2 separate regions of the Mus musculus genome follow, and region 2 is linked to region 1. The links are chromatin loops, found by intact Hi-C in ENCODE. Cell type or tissue: left cerebral cortex. All regions are shown on one strand.

Region 1 (8,000 bases):
CCAGAAAATAGTGTCAGATTCCCTAGAATTGATGGTTGTGAGCCACCTTGTGGATGCTGGCAATGGAACCAGGGTCCTCTGAAAGCAGCGTGCTCTTAACCACTGAGCCATCTCTCCAGTCTTTTGATTTGGGCCATTTGTTGAGATAGTCTCCCTAAATTTCGCACTGACCTCAAGATCCCAAGCTTAAAAGACTTTCTACCTCAGCTTCCTGAGTTACAGGATTGCAGGCACATGCTGTGTGCCACCTGGGCTCTTTATTTCTTTTATTAGATGAAAATATGAAGAAGCCAAATGCCTGCACATTTTCTAGAGCTTTTGGGTATGATTGAGTATAAATGCCAGGTCAGGGACTTTACATAACTGAAAAGCAGGAGCCACAGGTCAGCCCGAACCACATATGATCTAATGGAGCAGACTTACTTCAATAGTCTTTGCTGTGGCTGGGACTCAGCACAGTCCATCTCAGAGGAAGTCAGTGCTTCACTGACCTGTGTCTTTCACTCCTATAGCACCAGAAACAAAGGCTCACTTTTATTTTATTTTTATTTTATGTGTATGGATGGAGTGTCTGCATGTACTTCCTTGTACCACATATGTGTAGTGCCCTTAGATGCCAGAAGAGGGTATCAGACACCCTGGAGTTACTGATGGCGTGTGAACTACCATGTGTGCTGCAAATCAGACCTGGTCCTCTGGCAGAGCAACCAGTGCTCATAACTGCTGAATAATCTCTCCGGCCCCCTGAGGATCACTTTTGACTGGGCTCCTCCTCACAGACTCTACTCTTGAGAAGCAACACACAAATGTAGGGCTCACTTGGTCTATCCCATTCACAGATGAAATGTCTCAATATCAAAACCCCCCAAATTCTCACGGCCAGTAGGACTTTCTATGATTTTTTTTTTTTTAAGATTTATGTATTGTATGTATGTGAGTACACTGTCACTGTCTTCAGACCCACTAGAAGAGAGCATCAGATCCCATTACAGATGGTTATGAGCCACTTTATGGTTGCTGGGAATTGAACTTAGGACCTCTGGAAGAGCAGTCAGTGCTGTTAGCAACTGAGCCATCTCTCAAGCCCCTCTGATTTTTTTATTTTTAAAAAAATTTTTGTTAAGATTTATTTATTATTATATACACTGTAGCTGTCTTCAGATGCACCAGTAGAGGGCGTCAGATCCCATTACAGATAGTTGTGAGCCACCATGTGGTTGCTGGGATTTGAACTCAGGACCTGAGTCATCTGAGCCATCTCTCCAGCCCTATTTTTTAAATCTTAAACAGTATGTCCTAACCATGATCCAAGTACATCCCACCATGCTTCTCTATGTCAGCTTGATTCTTACCACAAATGACTGTCAGCATTGTCCTTGCAACTGGTTAACTAGAATCGTGTTCACTGAGTTTTCTCCGAGTTTTCTTCTCTCCTGTGCTGTCAGTTCAGTCATCTTCTCATTCAATAGTCATTTTACATGGAGTTTCAGATGTGATAGACAGGTAAATGCACATGGCTGGGTGCATGGGTGGGGCTTCCATTTGGGTTTGTTGTTCTGTTTTCAAGAGGGTTTTTGTCATAGAATCCAGGCTGGCCCAGGACTCGGGTTCTCTCACCTCAGTCTCCCAAGTGCTAAGATTACCATTCTCTCTCTCTCTCTCTCTCTCTCTCTCTCTCTCTCTCTGTGTGTGTGTGTGTGTCTCTTTCACACAGAGAGAGACAGAGAGACAGAGAGAGACAGAGTGTATTAGTCAGGGTTTTCTAGAGTCACAGAACTTATGGGTAGTCTCTATATAGTAAGGGAATTTGTTGATGACTTACAGTCTGTAGTCCAACTCCCCAACAATGGTCAGCAGCTATGAGTGGAAGTCCAAGGATCTAGCAGTTGCTCAGTCCCACAAGGCAAGCAGGCGAAGAAGAGAGAATCTTCCTTTTTCCAATGTCTTCCTTCTTCCAATGTTTTTATGTAGGTCTCCAGCAGAAAGTGTGGCCCTGATTAAAGGTGTGTGCCACCACGCCTGGATCTGGGACTTGCTTCTGGGACACACACATACACACACACAGACAAGAGACAGAGAGAGAGAGAGAGAGAGAGAGAGAGAGAGAGAGAGAGAGCCTAGAGTCCTGGCAAATGTTCTATCACTGGATTTTATCTCCCTCCCTCTTTTTACTTTTCATTTTGAGACAATCTTTCACTAAGCTCTTCAGGCTGGCCCCAAAGTCACTCTAAAATAGCTAGAGTAACCCTGAACCTGTGATCCTCCTGACTCAGTCCCAAGTACGTAGGATAAGACCTAGATCCAGCAGGTCTACTTATCGACTCCCCCCCCCCCACCTCCACACACATTATTTTATTACTTTCCAGGGAGGAGACATTGTCCTTATTCTTCCGATACCGACTTAAATGACTCACAGTCCACCCCCCTCAAGAATGTAGATTTTGAGTGGGAGCCTTGTAAGTACTTGCGATGAGCAGGAGTACCAGAGCTATATACCCCATACTGGGGCTGCACAAGGAGTCGAGGTTAGCTACACAGGAGAGGGATTCACAGTGAAATGGCAATATAAAGCAAGTAAAGACAGAGAAAGATCTAGAGCAGTGCTTCCCAACCTGTGGATCGTGACCTCTTGGCAAACCTCTGTCTCCAAAAACATTTACATTACTATTCATAACAGTAGCAAAATTACAGTTATAAAGTAGCAGCAAAAATAATTTTATGGTTGGGGTTGCCCCAACCTGAGGAACTGTATTAAAGGGTCACAGCATTAGGAAGGGTGAGAACCACACTGACCACACTAATAAGGTTCTTTTATCAACAGTCTGACAAGAAGAAAGGACACACAAGGACACGGTACAGAGAGGCACTTCCCCTAATCTCCGATTGTTTCTATTTAGGAGCAGGGTGTGCGGTCATATCTCCTCCCATCTTGAGTGTGCTTTGGGGCAGAACTGAAGATAGCAGCTATCAGCTCAGGGTTTGGCTAGATCCAGCGTGTCTGCCTACTTAACTGATCTGGAGCTCTAACTCAGCTTTAAATTCAATTCTCAGTGATGGTTTTCAGAGCTCTTGTTATCCTGCCTCCATCTTGGCTAAACTTTTCAATTCTTCCCTCCCCTCCCGCCATGAAGCCAATGGCTCATTCCCCCTCCTCCTGTGACCAGGCTTGCTTGCCTTTCTTTCTTCAAAAAACAACTTTATGCCAATTCTTCCTCTGCAGACTCTGGCCTCTGTAGCCCACGAGTTTCTTCTTCCTCTGTTCATCCAAGGGCTTCCTTGGGTGTTGAATGTGTGCTGAGTGGGGCCCCACAAATAGCTCAGTTGAGAACTCTTTACTAATGTCACATGTTGTGTACCCTGCCTATAATGGAAATAAACACACATCATATATTCCGGACCATCTTGGAATGGAGGTTATTAAGAACTTTAATTAGTGTGGAAGCAGGATTGACAGCATGAGGTGTCACAGTGTCTTGAAAGAAGGCGCGACGGCGCTGTGAAAGCTGACAGGCCCCTTCCTAAATACCCTACAGCGCAGGCGCCTCACCGGAACTCCTCATGACTAAAGCTGCAGGAAGCGTTTCTACACAAGATTCATCATCTCCATCACAGCCTGATTATCCGGCTCCCAAACTCACACTGCCAGAGTGCGTTTTGTGGTTATGCTTTTCAGCTGTGTTGCTGATGTTTTTGATGTTTATCAACTGCGTGCTTACTCTGAGACCTGCACAAATGCGTCAGAAAACCCAGGCATCTTTCTGAAGGAAAGGTCTGTTCTCTCAGATACGCCTCTCCTTTAGCTTCCATTTTCCTCTCTTCCATATTCATTCATCAGTGCAGTTAACAAGTAAACGCCAAACCTCTAGCTTATGGCAAGAAAGTGGGTTCTGTGTCCACATCACAGTCCCTTGAAGGTCATAGGGCTAGAATAGGAGGGTAGTAGGCTGTGTGTGGACAGTTAAAGCTCCTAAGGTCTGTCTGACTGGATAATGACAGTTATCAGACAGGGATTTGGGGAAGGTGAGGAAAATATGGAGGATATTTTAGAAGCCAGGTTCCACGTTATCCAAATTCAACCCCAGATCCCTGCATAAGCTGCAGGAGAATCTGGCAAATGGAATTTAGCTTTTTCCCAGTGGGAATATAAAATGAATTTGGAGAAGAAATTCTCTACATCCACTGGCTGTTCCCCCACCCCACCCCATCCCCGCCCCCGTCCCCTGACCCCGTATACACATTTTGACACTCCCTGTGATGCTAATAATGTGTGGTGTTGTGTGAGCTCAGTTGCCTCTCTAACAAGCATATGTACCTTGCGTCACTTCCCATTCTGTGAAAACTGAACCTTACCTTATACATAATGTCTTAATTCTCCGGGAAGACTTCACGGCGGGGGGGCGGGGGGGGGCGAGGGGCAGTGTGAAAGACGTCAGCGGGAAAAAAAAAACAGTTATCCATGGGACATGAAATCAGTAAATAACTGAACTTTTGAGAAGCTGGTTGAGTATATATCTGCGTTCAAATTAATCAGTGCAGGAATTGAAACTGGGATGCATTTATCAGTAGGCTGAATGACATCTGGAACAATTAATTTGCTACCATCCCCCGAGGAATCTAAACCAAGACCTTGGACGGGCTAAACACTTGCTGTTCCCCTAAGCTACATCCCCAAAACCCCCAATCCTTTTATTTATTTGTTTTGAAACACAGAGTCTGGCTGTGCAGTCTCTCCTCCTGCCTCAGCCTCGGGAGGCCTGGGATTACACGTGCTGTCACACCCAGCTAAACTTGGTATTCAAAGAATCACGGATAGGGCGCTGCGGTGCGGTTATAGTTAGAGAACTCCACTAGGTGGCGCTGTTTAAAAGCGTCCCAAATTCCAGGGAGCGGTAAAGCTTTCTGACGAAAGGCAACCCCACTTCCTGCCTTTTTGAGAATTTAGGGCGCTTCGTTACCAATTGTAGCTGGTTTTCCTAAAACACCATTGATGTGGTAAATGTAATATTTTAGCATGACATGGAAAATGTTTTAGTAAAATAATTCAGCCTAAAGTTTTCTTAAAAGAAGAAATCATTAAACAAACCATTTAAAATGAAAAAAAAAACCTGTCCCGAAATGACAGCCTGTCGCCCAAAGTGCAGAGTCAGCAGCAGGGACTCAGAAGGCAGCCCAAGCTGGAAATTTCCCTTGCTCAAAGTGGATTTTAAAGCCAACACAGATTCTACTCCGTTTTTTTCTAAGCTCTATTTTGAGATAACATATTTTGAAATTCCTAAGGTAATCTGCTAAGTTATATGGATTCTGTCAACTCCAAATAAGTCCAAATCGCCCAATTAATTCTCCCTGTAACTAAAATGTAATTATTATAAAAGCATCAAACCCAGAATTTAATAAGTGTTGCCTCATTTGCTATCATAAGGAAAACCCACAGCTGCTGATGAGACAGAACAGGGACGAGTCGTCCCTCCGTCTATGCAGCCATTCATATAGGTGTCCTGGGTCCCAGGTGTTGGCTCATATCAGGAACAGGGGGATTTGAACTGGGGAGATGGCTCAGTGATGACTCATTTGCCAGAGTTTGTGTCTTTAGAACCCAAAGACAAAGCCCAGCAACCGTAGTGCCTGAAGGCAATCCTAACACTCAGATGTCAGAGACCGCATCCTCTGCTGGCTAGCTAAGCCTAGTCCGCACTCGTTCTCCGGACAGCACATACACAAAGCATTTGCCTGCAGATGTACGAGGGCTTTCATCTGGTAACGCAGGCAGAAAATTGACAAACTGGAGAATGGGCCCATCTTATGTTCTTACTCCAATCCTTGGCTTGCTCCAGGGAGACCAGGGATGCAGCTCCTGCCGTTTCTGCTCCCACTATCCCACAGGGAAATTGACAGTAACGTTGGTTTGCTCCGGGCAATGATGGAGGTTCACACAAGAGCACCTACGCCTACCATCCACCCCCCCCCCCCCCCAGGATCCTTCATATACTTAAATGGAACTCTACATTCAACGTCACTTAGCAGTTCCAAAATTTCAACAACTGTTAACTGAGAAATCGGAACACTGCATTCTGGTTAGTACCAAAGCCGTGTAAATGACCTTGGATAGTTTACAGAGAACACCTTCTATTCTTGTTTTTTACAAAACCATGGGAGCCACGTGTTTCCTATCCAGGGACACTTAAGTCCAAAAAACAGTTGCATAATCTTCTTGTGTTCTTGCCTGCGTCAGGAGTTAGAGTAAGGGGTTCAGAGTCAAGAAATTAGGGTTGGCTCCGCTGATGGGTAAGTTATCCCACCACCGGCCATGAGGAAGGACTAGATTTAGCTTTCCTTTTTAAAGAACTAGAAACAGAGCAAAATACATGGAACAATGGCTTAAAGACACCAGATACTAGGCAACGTGGGTTCATGATACAGGATAGAAATGAGAGACAGGAAATGGGGCCCCAGCTACCTTGATTTGGCACTGGAGGGAGTTTCTAGACTTCTGAGCCAAGCAAAACCGAGTCATCGAGTTTAAGAGACTGTGACTGAGGTTTGAGGAGATGATGACAGCTTGAGTCCCTCTCAGACAGGAAAGGTTACATGGAGCTCAAGTTATCAACTGAAAAATGACCTGAGTGAATAGGAGGGGAAACTTCTGTAACCAGAGAAATTCCAAGACATCAGTACCAAGCCTGTGCCAGGCATGTGAAAGAGGAAGAAAATGGCACCTGTACCTAAGAAACCAATCAATAGCCATAAAGCAAAGTGATAGATGATGGAATTATTGATAAAATATTCAAAACCTAAAGACACAAATCTGTGAGCTAAAAATACTGGTAGAGTCAAATATAAAACAACAATGGATGTTATTCGTTCAATTCATTGTTCATGAATTGTTCAATGAGGAATGAATGACTGACCTTCAAGTCTCATCCAGATCTAAGAGTCTACTATTGTTCCGGAAATTCTGGAAGTATACAGATTGTTGTTTTGCTTCCGTTGAAACAAATTAATCCAAATATTATTAACAATATCATAAATATTATATTATTATTGTTGTGTCAAGAAAGCGTTGTCAATAGCCCTGGTGTAAACATGTAAGAGGTGGTAATGATGCCTATTGTGTGGCTAGTTCCTATTGTGTGGCTAGTTCCTATCGTGTGGCTAGTTCCTATTGTGTGGCTAGTTCCTCCTGATGGAAACATCCCCTCCTGGACCTAAGGACGGAGACCTGTGGAACTCACATGAAAGTTAAAGGACCTCAGGAGGAAGTTACAAATCAGGAGGCTGGGGGTCCCAGGGGCAGAAGCTGTTGCTGAAGCAGAGGAGCATCATTGGAGGAGCTGCCTGCAAATTGGGCATGACCCGGAGTAATGCAACCTTCTCGAGCAGACCCTATGCCGAGGTTGAGCTTCCTGGTGATGTAACTGCCCCAGTCAGACAGGTTCCTGTAAGCAATCCAACTAAACTCACTGCTTCACCAAGCTAGAGAGGTGGGGTCCTGGCCGGTATGTTACTGTTTTGTTAACTTGATGCAAGCTAGAGTTATGTGAAAAGAGGAATCTCGGTTGAGGAAATCCCTTTATTAGATTCCTTGTAGGCAACTAACTCCATCTGGGAACTCTTTCTGTTTGTTTGATTGATGTGGGAGGGCTCAGCTAACTGTGGGAGGTGCTGACTTGTGTAAGAAAGTAGGCTGAACACGCCAGTTAGCAGTTGTCCTCCATTGCCTTGTTGCTACATCATAATTGTAATTTTGCTACTGTTATGAACCATAACGTAAATATCTGATATGCAGGATACCTGATATCCTATGAAAGGATTGGTTGTCGCCTAAAGGGGTCACAACCTGTAGTGGAGAACTTCTGATCTAAGTGTCAGTGGGGAGGCGCTAAGAGCATAGTTTGTATATATCATTTGAGCCCTAAGTAAGCCCAGCCTAGTCAACTGTCCTTACTATCCGGTGAGTGGGATGTCTTGGGTGCTCATGGGGAAACAGCCTGAACTACCAGGCA
Region 2 (8,000 bases), 64 kb after region 1:
GGCAATTGAATGAGACTCTTAAGCAGCTTGGTCTTATCGACTAGTAAAAACCTTTTTGTGTAATTTTCTTTGCAAACAGGGCTAGTCAATCAATTCTCTATAGTCCTATTAGCATTTCTACCAAACCCATGCACTTAAAAAGCACTTACTTTAGCCAAATGTAGAGTCACAAATATAATACCTGCTTTTGTACTAAGCTGTGTTCAGATTATAGACACCCTTAAGTTTCAACATCTCTCCAAAAACACAGCTGAAGCAACCTCATATAGAATGAAGGTGACCTGCACTTCACTTATGTGTGGACATCTAGCACATGTGTCTAAGGTCACAGTGTTGTACACAGTCTCCCTGGTATCACCCATCATCCCATGAGTCACTTTATTACCAGTAGTCATTTGTCATTTGATCTCGGTTGATGTGAATTGTCTTCTCAGCTTTATAGGTGATATGTTCCCTATAATCAATATAACTTTAGGGAAGAGGACAAAGGCAAGGAGAGCAGATTTACACAGAGCCTGCTTAGGATCATATTGATAACCACTGCTGGAATAAGAAACAATTTTCTCCAAAGAGTTTAAAAAATAAACATAACGATAGCAATAATAGTATTAGTGTGCATATGAATAGTCAAACAGTGATAAACTACTCTTAAGGTATGACCTTCATATTCAATTTTCAACATAAAGAGAAGATTGTCATATGGAAAAGAGACAAAGAAAAAGCTATTACAAAGTAACAATTTGTCGAACATTTATAGTTTTAGGTATGATAGTTTTTTGTGTGTTACTGAGTACCAAGCCTCAAATACCTAACCTATTTGGTATTATGATCTGGTCTGCTCTTAGAATCTCCCCTTCTCCGATTTCCAAGCTATATTAAGCTGACTCATAAGTTGATCTCCAGATAAACCCTCTCTGTGGAGTGTCAGACTCTCATGTGAAATTGTACACCTGTTTTAAATCCTACGTGTTTTCATTTCACTTCTGTTGCCATGATAAAAGCACCCTGGCCAAAAAGAAAAAAAGAAAAAAAAAAGCAACCTAGAAAAGAAAGGGGTTTATTTCATCTTAGAATTTCAGCAGAGTCTATCATTGTTAAGAAAGTCAAGGAAGGAACTACAGCCAGGCACAGTCAAAATCAGGGAAATAAGCACATACATGTCTGCCTGCTTTCTTGCTTGCTTGCCCATAGCTAGACTTCTCTACTCTTATACAGTTCAGGACCCCTTGCCTAGGGAATGGTTCTTCCCACAGTAGGCTGGATCTTCCCACATTAATTAAAATTTTAAAAATCTCTCTAGGAGGTAGTGAACTGGTTCCATGGTTAAAAGCACTTGCTGCTCTTCCAGAAGACCCTGATTTGACTCCCAGCACTTACATGACTGCTAATATCTAATTCCAGTTCCAAGGAATTCTATGCTCTCTTTGGACCTCCTTAGATACAATACAGTCTGTGCATTTGGTGCACAGACATACATGCAGGCAAAACATTCAGACATATGAAGTAAAATTAGACAAAAATACTCCTAGATATGCCTACAGGCCAACCCAATACAGACAGTTCCTGGCTGGGATTATCTTCTTGGGTAATCCTAGATTGTGTCCAACTGGCAATCACAGCTGACACCAAATGGGTCAAATAGGTCTCATTGATTTGTCCTTCCTTAGTTACTTTCTGTTGCTATCATCAAATACCATGATCAAGGCAAGTTATAGAAGAGAGGGTTAATTTGGGCTTATGCTTCCAGAGGGAGAGTTCAGAATGATGGGGGAGCCATGGCAGCGGGCAGCTGGGTCAGAGAGCTTAAAGATTACCTCTTCAACAGCAAACACAAAGCAGAGAGCAAACTAGAAGTGAGGTGAGGATATGAACTTTCAAAGCCCACTCCCATATTTCCTCCAGCAAGGCCCCTACCTCCTAAAGGTTCTACAACTCCCCTTCCCCCTCAAAACAACATCACAAACCAGGGATCAAGCTTTGGCATGTGCAAGACTATGGGGGACAAGCCTCACTCAAACCGCCATGCCCAGTCATCAAGCAAAGGCTGGCAGTCATCCTCTGGGTTTCTTCTCAGTGCCCTCCTTTCTGACTTACTGAAAGAACCCATTCTCTGTTTTCCTGTTTCCCACCTCAGCCTGGAGAAACCCTGTGTACATACTGGAATTCTGCAGTTTTTCTCCCTCTGATCTTCTGCAATGATGTCCATTCATTAGATGGAGACACTAGGCTGGAAGGAATGAGCTCAGCTCTACTGGAAGGGCTCAAGAGCCAAGGTGATCTCTTTTCTCCAATATTTGGGTGAAACAAGGGGGTTTTGCAAAGTACAGTCATCTTGAATTTGCTGCTTTAGTGAAAAAAATAAGATATGAACATGTGCATATTCAAGGGAGAGGCTGGGGAAACAAACACTCAAATGAGGCCAGGAGAAGGGATACAATGTATCAGGCTGATCCCAGGTGTTTGTTGGCCAACCAGTATAGTAAGCTCTTGGTTCACAGAGAAATAGTCTCGGAAAAGTAAATGGGAGAAACTAAGGAAGGCACAGATGCTTCCCTCTGGCCTGTGTACATGCACACTTCAGGGGAAGGCTGGGCTATGCAAGTTCTCACAGTGAAGGCAATTGTGGGAGCTTCCCATGTTCCTCTAATATGCCAGTCTCATTGACTTCAGTTTTCTCTGAAACAGAGGGACTTGGAACTCTGAAGTCTTGTCTGCATGTTCCTAGTGAGGCATGCTGATGAAGCCAGGGGCAAGCATACACCTGTCACCCCTTGCCAGTCCTAGACCATGTGTGTAGATGATCATCTATCTCATCACTCACAGCCCTGTGTTTGTGTTATCATGATGTAACTCCCCAGTTCTGCCCATCTGGGAAGTTTTGAAGAGAAAAGGCCCCAAGGACTACAATATTTGTGACACTACTCATGTTAATCAGACTCAACCTTTTTTTTTTTTTAAACGTCAGATAAAATAAATGGGGAACAAAATGAAAATAAATATACCCATGATTCAGTCCTTTTGCGTCACTGGTCTTTAACTGGTGTGTTGGGGTGTGAATTCTTCTTTGAGAATTCAATGGAAAATGCAGCTTTTTTTTTCTTGGAAAATGCGCATACACTACACTAAACATGCGCACGCACACACGCACGCGCGCGTGCGCGCGTGCACGCGCGCGCACACACACACACACACACACACACACACTTTATGCATATTTTCAGGGTTTCACACATCCCTATTTCAGGCCTGTCTATGTATGGCCACTGACTAAACAGGGAGTTGCATTTTATTGAAGCAGTTTCGGGGAGGATTTTTATAATCAGATAAAAGTAAGAAGGATGCCAACCCTCCAAATCACTCAGCCTTTCAACCAGGCTGCTTTCCCACTTACAGAGATCTCTTGTGTGAAGTTCTGGGGGTGGGAGTGGGTGGAGGCTCCCTCAGCTCATCAAAAAATACTATTTCTTGATTAAGTCAATGTTTATCCAACAAAAAGCAAAGAAGAATGTGGACTGTTACCTATGTTGCCGGGGGCTGCAGGACTGGCTATCCCAAGCTCAGGCCGGGCTTCAACTGTCCACTGTGGTTTTACTTTCCACTTAACAAAGAGATTCCTAATGCAGAAAACCCAGGTAGGAAGTCAGATAGAGGACAGTAAGTGTTTCCAAGATGCTACTTTCCTGAAGACACAAACACAAGCTGCTCTGCCTTGGCCAGGCTTTGAGTCAAAGGTTGTGCCTGAGAGAATAGGGGACAAAAAAAAAATCTTGAAGGACTTCAGTGATCCCTAGAAACTGGCCTCAGGGGAGCCTGAGAAAGTGGGACTGTGCCAAGTGGTTAAGGACTTCATGAACATTCCTTGAGCACAGCACTTCACATTGCTCAGCAAAACCCATGTTCTCAAAGATGGGGAGTGCTGGGTCAGCATCTGGCTCTCTGATTTAACACCTCCCAATTCTCTGTTACTAATATGGGATCCAGTTCCTCAGCTCCCTCACAAATGCCCCCTCATGGTACCTTCAATACTATGCTTACCTCTGAATTTCCCTACAACCGCAGAACTTTCCAAGAATTATGAGGAGTCAATTCTTTTACTTCCTTCTAACCCCAAACCATAAGAAAATATTTTGGATGTGATAACATCTAGATAGACATAAGTATCAACTTCTCCAAAGGGAGGGAAATTCCAAGTTCGTTTCATATTATTTCTGTAGCATCACAGAAAACAAAATGTTGGCAGAATTCTACAAGGGAGAGGAAGAATTTCAGTGGCTTTACATAATTCTGTTACATCATCACTTCCTAAACTTACGAGTTGTTGAAACATATTGCAAAATGTCACCAGTCATCTCCCTGTCTTATATATTAAGGAGAAAAGAGAATTTCCTAAGTTCCTGGAGATAAAGTAGAAGAGAAAAGGGAACCGTGTAAGACAGACAAGTGTCACATAAGAGAAATTGTGAATGCTTGCCTATGCCAAAAACTGTTAAATGCAGGGGCAGCTTTGACAATATATTTTAGTGAGTGTTTTGTTTGTTTGTTTTTTTTAAGAACAAACTTTTTTAGTGCACATTATTGAGTTGTCTTAAGATGCTCAATGTATTGTATAGACACTTTCCGAGCAAGAGTAGGGCCTTTATATTCATAGTTCTAGCTGCCTGGAATTCCCCATCGTATATGAATGTCAAGATGTGTGTGTGTGTGCCTGCCTGTCTGTGTAAGGACATACACATGTATGCATGTGCATGCATATACACACATGGTTGATAGCTTCTTCTGGTGTCTTCCTTCCTTCCTTCCTTCCTTCCTTTCTTTCTTTCTTTCTTTCTTTCTTTCCTTTCTTTTCTTCCTTTCCTTTCTTTTTCTTTCTTTCTTCTTCTTTTTTTTTTTTTTTAAATCAGATCGGACAAGGGATTATACAGTCCACTTTGGTGGAGAAGAGACAAAATGCCTGGCTTTGACTTCTGTTCCAATAGTTATCACCTGTGCCATCTCAGGTGCAAGTGGTATCTCCAGGATAGGCTTGAATAAGGCAGATGTGGAGTGTCTCCTTCAAGAGCCAGATGTGCAGCAGATCCTTAGTGCATATCTGATGAAGAAAGAGGCCCACTTCCATGTGCTTTACTTCCACCACAGGCCTCCGTTCTTCTCTCAGATGAGTCTCGATGGTCATGCATACTTCTATCACAGACTGGGGTCACACTTTGAACAGGAAGATGGCCCACCACATGATACTGCTCTCTACTGATTGTTATTTAGTTTTTAAAAAAATTTTTATACCTCTGCTTGCTGGCTAAATAACACTAAATCCCACCCCTGGAATTACAACAACCCCTATACACACCTCCTTCTCAAACTGTGTGCCTGAGGAGCCAGTGTGTCTTAGCCCTATGTGACCACAGCAGATGTCTCACCAGAGTCAATCATGGAGTTTTACCTTAAAGCTCAGATTAGAGTGGCCATCTCAAACAGATGGCTTGAGCCTTTGTATTAATTAGCCAAAGGGAAACCATGCTATAATATTCTATTGGCTGACTTGTGGGAAGGGGATAACACTTTCAACGTGTCTCTTTAAAACCTTCCTAGGGCTAGTGTGAAGGGAAGGGCAGGAGGGCAGAGAGGGGACAGAGACTTTGACTGTGGAAAGCTGTAAGTTCCCTGACAGCTTGATGCATTTCTAGAGTGGAAAGTGCTGAGGAGGCTCTTTCTCAATTAGGGCATTTTGTGGGCTTCCTTGTCACACTGAGTGTTCTTTCTGAGCCTCTGTCTTTATTCACTCTTCTCTCTAACACACTTATGTCTGGGTTCACACTCTTAATAAATGCCCTGTTGTCAGGGTTTCTAGGAAAACAAAAAAAGAAAACAAACAACTGAACACAAACTGTTAAGATGTCCCCGGGAGAAAGAGGGGACTCAAACTATATGCAGGGAACGCTGGAAAACCCCACCAGCATTTCCAGTGTCTCTGCAGCTCTGCATCCCTGAGGATATCACTATCCTTAAAGAAACATTAGTGTGCATAGCTAATGAGACCCTCCAGTGGCTGGAACTAGAGAGACTCCACAGGAAGTCTCCTTTTGCTCACTTAGCAGGAACACCTGGTCCTGGTCCACCCAGCCAACATCCTCCCCCGACTCTAGTCAAGGTGGCACTGACTTCTCAACCCTGCCTAGTGAGGGCTTTTGCATAAAGAGACACCCCAGGGGAATATCTTTGGTGGGACTTTGATCCCCTCTGGGGAACACAGTGTCAGAATTTTATCCTTGAGGTCAACTTAGAGTTCAAGTGTTCTCTGAGACCCCAAAAGAGACAGGAAGGGAAGAAATACCTCAGATTTTAGGGGCAGGACATATGACAATCAGCAGGTGTCTTAGTTAGGGTTTTCCATCACTGTGAAGAGACACCATGACCAAGGGAACACTTACAAAAGAAAACATTTAATTGGGTCTGGCTTACAGTTTCAGAGGTTCAGTCCATTTTCATCATGACAAGAAACATGATCTTGTCATGCAGTATATTCAAAGGCAGTAGCAGAAGACTTTCTTCTGAAGGCAACCAGGAGGAGTGTCTCTTTTGCACTGGGTGGAGCTTGACCTTAGGAGCCTCAAAGCCCACCACCATAGTGAGATACTTCCTCCAACAAAGTCACATCTAATAGTGCCACTCCCTGGGTCAAGTGTATTCAAACCACCACAACATGGGAACCCCCCCCCCCCCCACTTAAGCTACTTAAGCATATTGACTTTCACAGGCTGAGAACATTCCATTGACATCACAGAAACCATTACCGTGATATATGGGCAAGCTCAGTCTGAACTCAGTGAGAAGCTCTGTAGCACCCATCTATCTACCTGTACAGCCACACTTCTCAGATAATGCTAAATGACCCCCTTCCTCATGACAATGCCATTTTTATTTCCAGAAAACACACATCTGTGATCTGTCTACCTTGAGGTCTAGTTAACACTTTGTCTTTGGAGTCAATATTGAACTGTCTATCTATAGTTTAAAAGTTGAGTATGGATGTTGGGCAAGTCACTTAATCTCTTGAGTCATAATGACATCAGCATACTATCAACTCTCTTGCTAAGTAGTATGAATAGTAGAGTTAATGTCTGAAAAATACCTGCAGTATAAGAGGTATTGGATTGGTGGTGGGTGGAAGTAATCACAGCGGGCTGTCGTGACACAATATTATGATGAAAACATCTCTTACATCCTAACTTTTTCATCCAAAGTTAATAACACACCCCAGGATCACTTGCAACTGCTCTGTGTTGGATATGGTGATATATATCTTTAAGCCCAGTATTCTGGAGGCAGAGGCAGGAGGATCTCTCTGCATCAGTGGCTTTCAGATGATGCAGGAATTCCTAGAGCTCTTGCATGAAGTTCCAGGACAATTCAAAACAGTGAAACACCGTATTTGATTTACTAATCTCAGAGACCTGAAGGGTACAGCTGGAACTCACAAGCTAGGGAAGCGTGCTCACAATGGGAGCGAGACAGGTTCTTCATACACAGGGTGGTCCTTACTCATGCTGGAGTCTGCTCCTTAAACCGGGACAAACACAATACCCCTGCCTCAAACAGTTCCTGTCTCTCAGCTGACTCATCACAACCACCTGAAATCTCCATTTTAAACAGTTTTGGACTTTCTTGTCCTCTCAATCTGACAATTGTAGGCTAAAATGCCTTCTCCTATTACCTTAGTAATTCTGCATTTTCTTATCACCTTGTTTGTTTATCTGTCTGGATCCTCGTAGTGACCAAACAGCAAGCTATGGAACAGTATGTTAAATGAAAATTTGGCTGAGGTTCAAAGACAACGAGAAGTACATTTCAAAGGAGGTACCATATCAGATGTGGAACCTTGAGATGTTCCTCCTCAATGGAAGTAAAACAGCAGTATCTGAAGGGTGACTGAGGATTGCATGGCCCCACTCCCCAAAGAGAAGTATGGGGTCCCATCCTGGATCTTTGTGACAAGCAAGTCTCCA

Evidence for each region. Hi-C counts contacts between places; a loop is a spot of excess contacts. Peaks named below come from ENCODE experiments on the same cell type or tissue, not always from the same donor. Only the 100,000 strongest peaks of a DNase experiment are listed, where the experiment ranks them.
Region 2: a loop joins it to region 1, with 2.3 times the contacts of the local background. A loop is called at or near these places in 2 of 42 quality-filtered maps.

Annotation. Positions count from the first base shown.
Region 1 is chr4:40,296,443-40,304,442 of GRCm38, forward strand. No RefSeq gene overlaps it. Among named protein-coding and RNA genes, the nearest start is that of 4930509K18Rik, 13 kb to the right of the region's middle. In left cerebral cortex, CTCF peaks have their summits at 1,118 and 4,847 (motif pointing right); DNase peaks (open chromatin) are centred at 2,482, 3,578, 4,854, 5,130 and 2 more places; H3K4me3 peaks cover 264 bases.
Region 2 is chr4:40,360,169-40,368,168 of GRCm38, forward strand. No RefSeq gene overlaps it. Among named protein-coding and RNA genes, the nearest start is that of 4930509K18Rik, 51 kb to the left of the region's middle. In left cerebral cortex, no CTCF peak of the experiment used is centred here; DNase peaks (open chromatin) are centred at 3,276, 3,946 and 4,237; H3K27ac peaks cover 610 bases.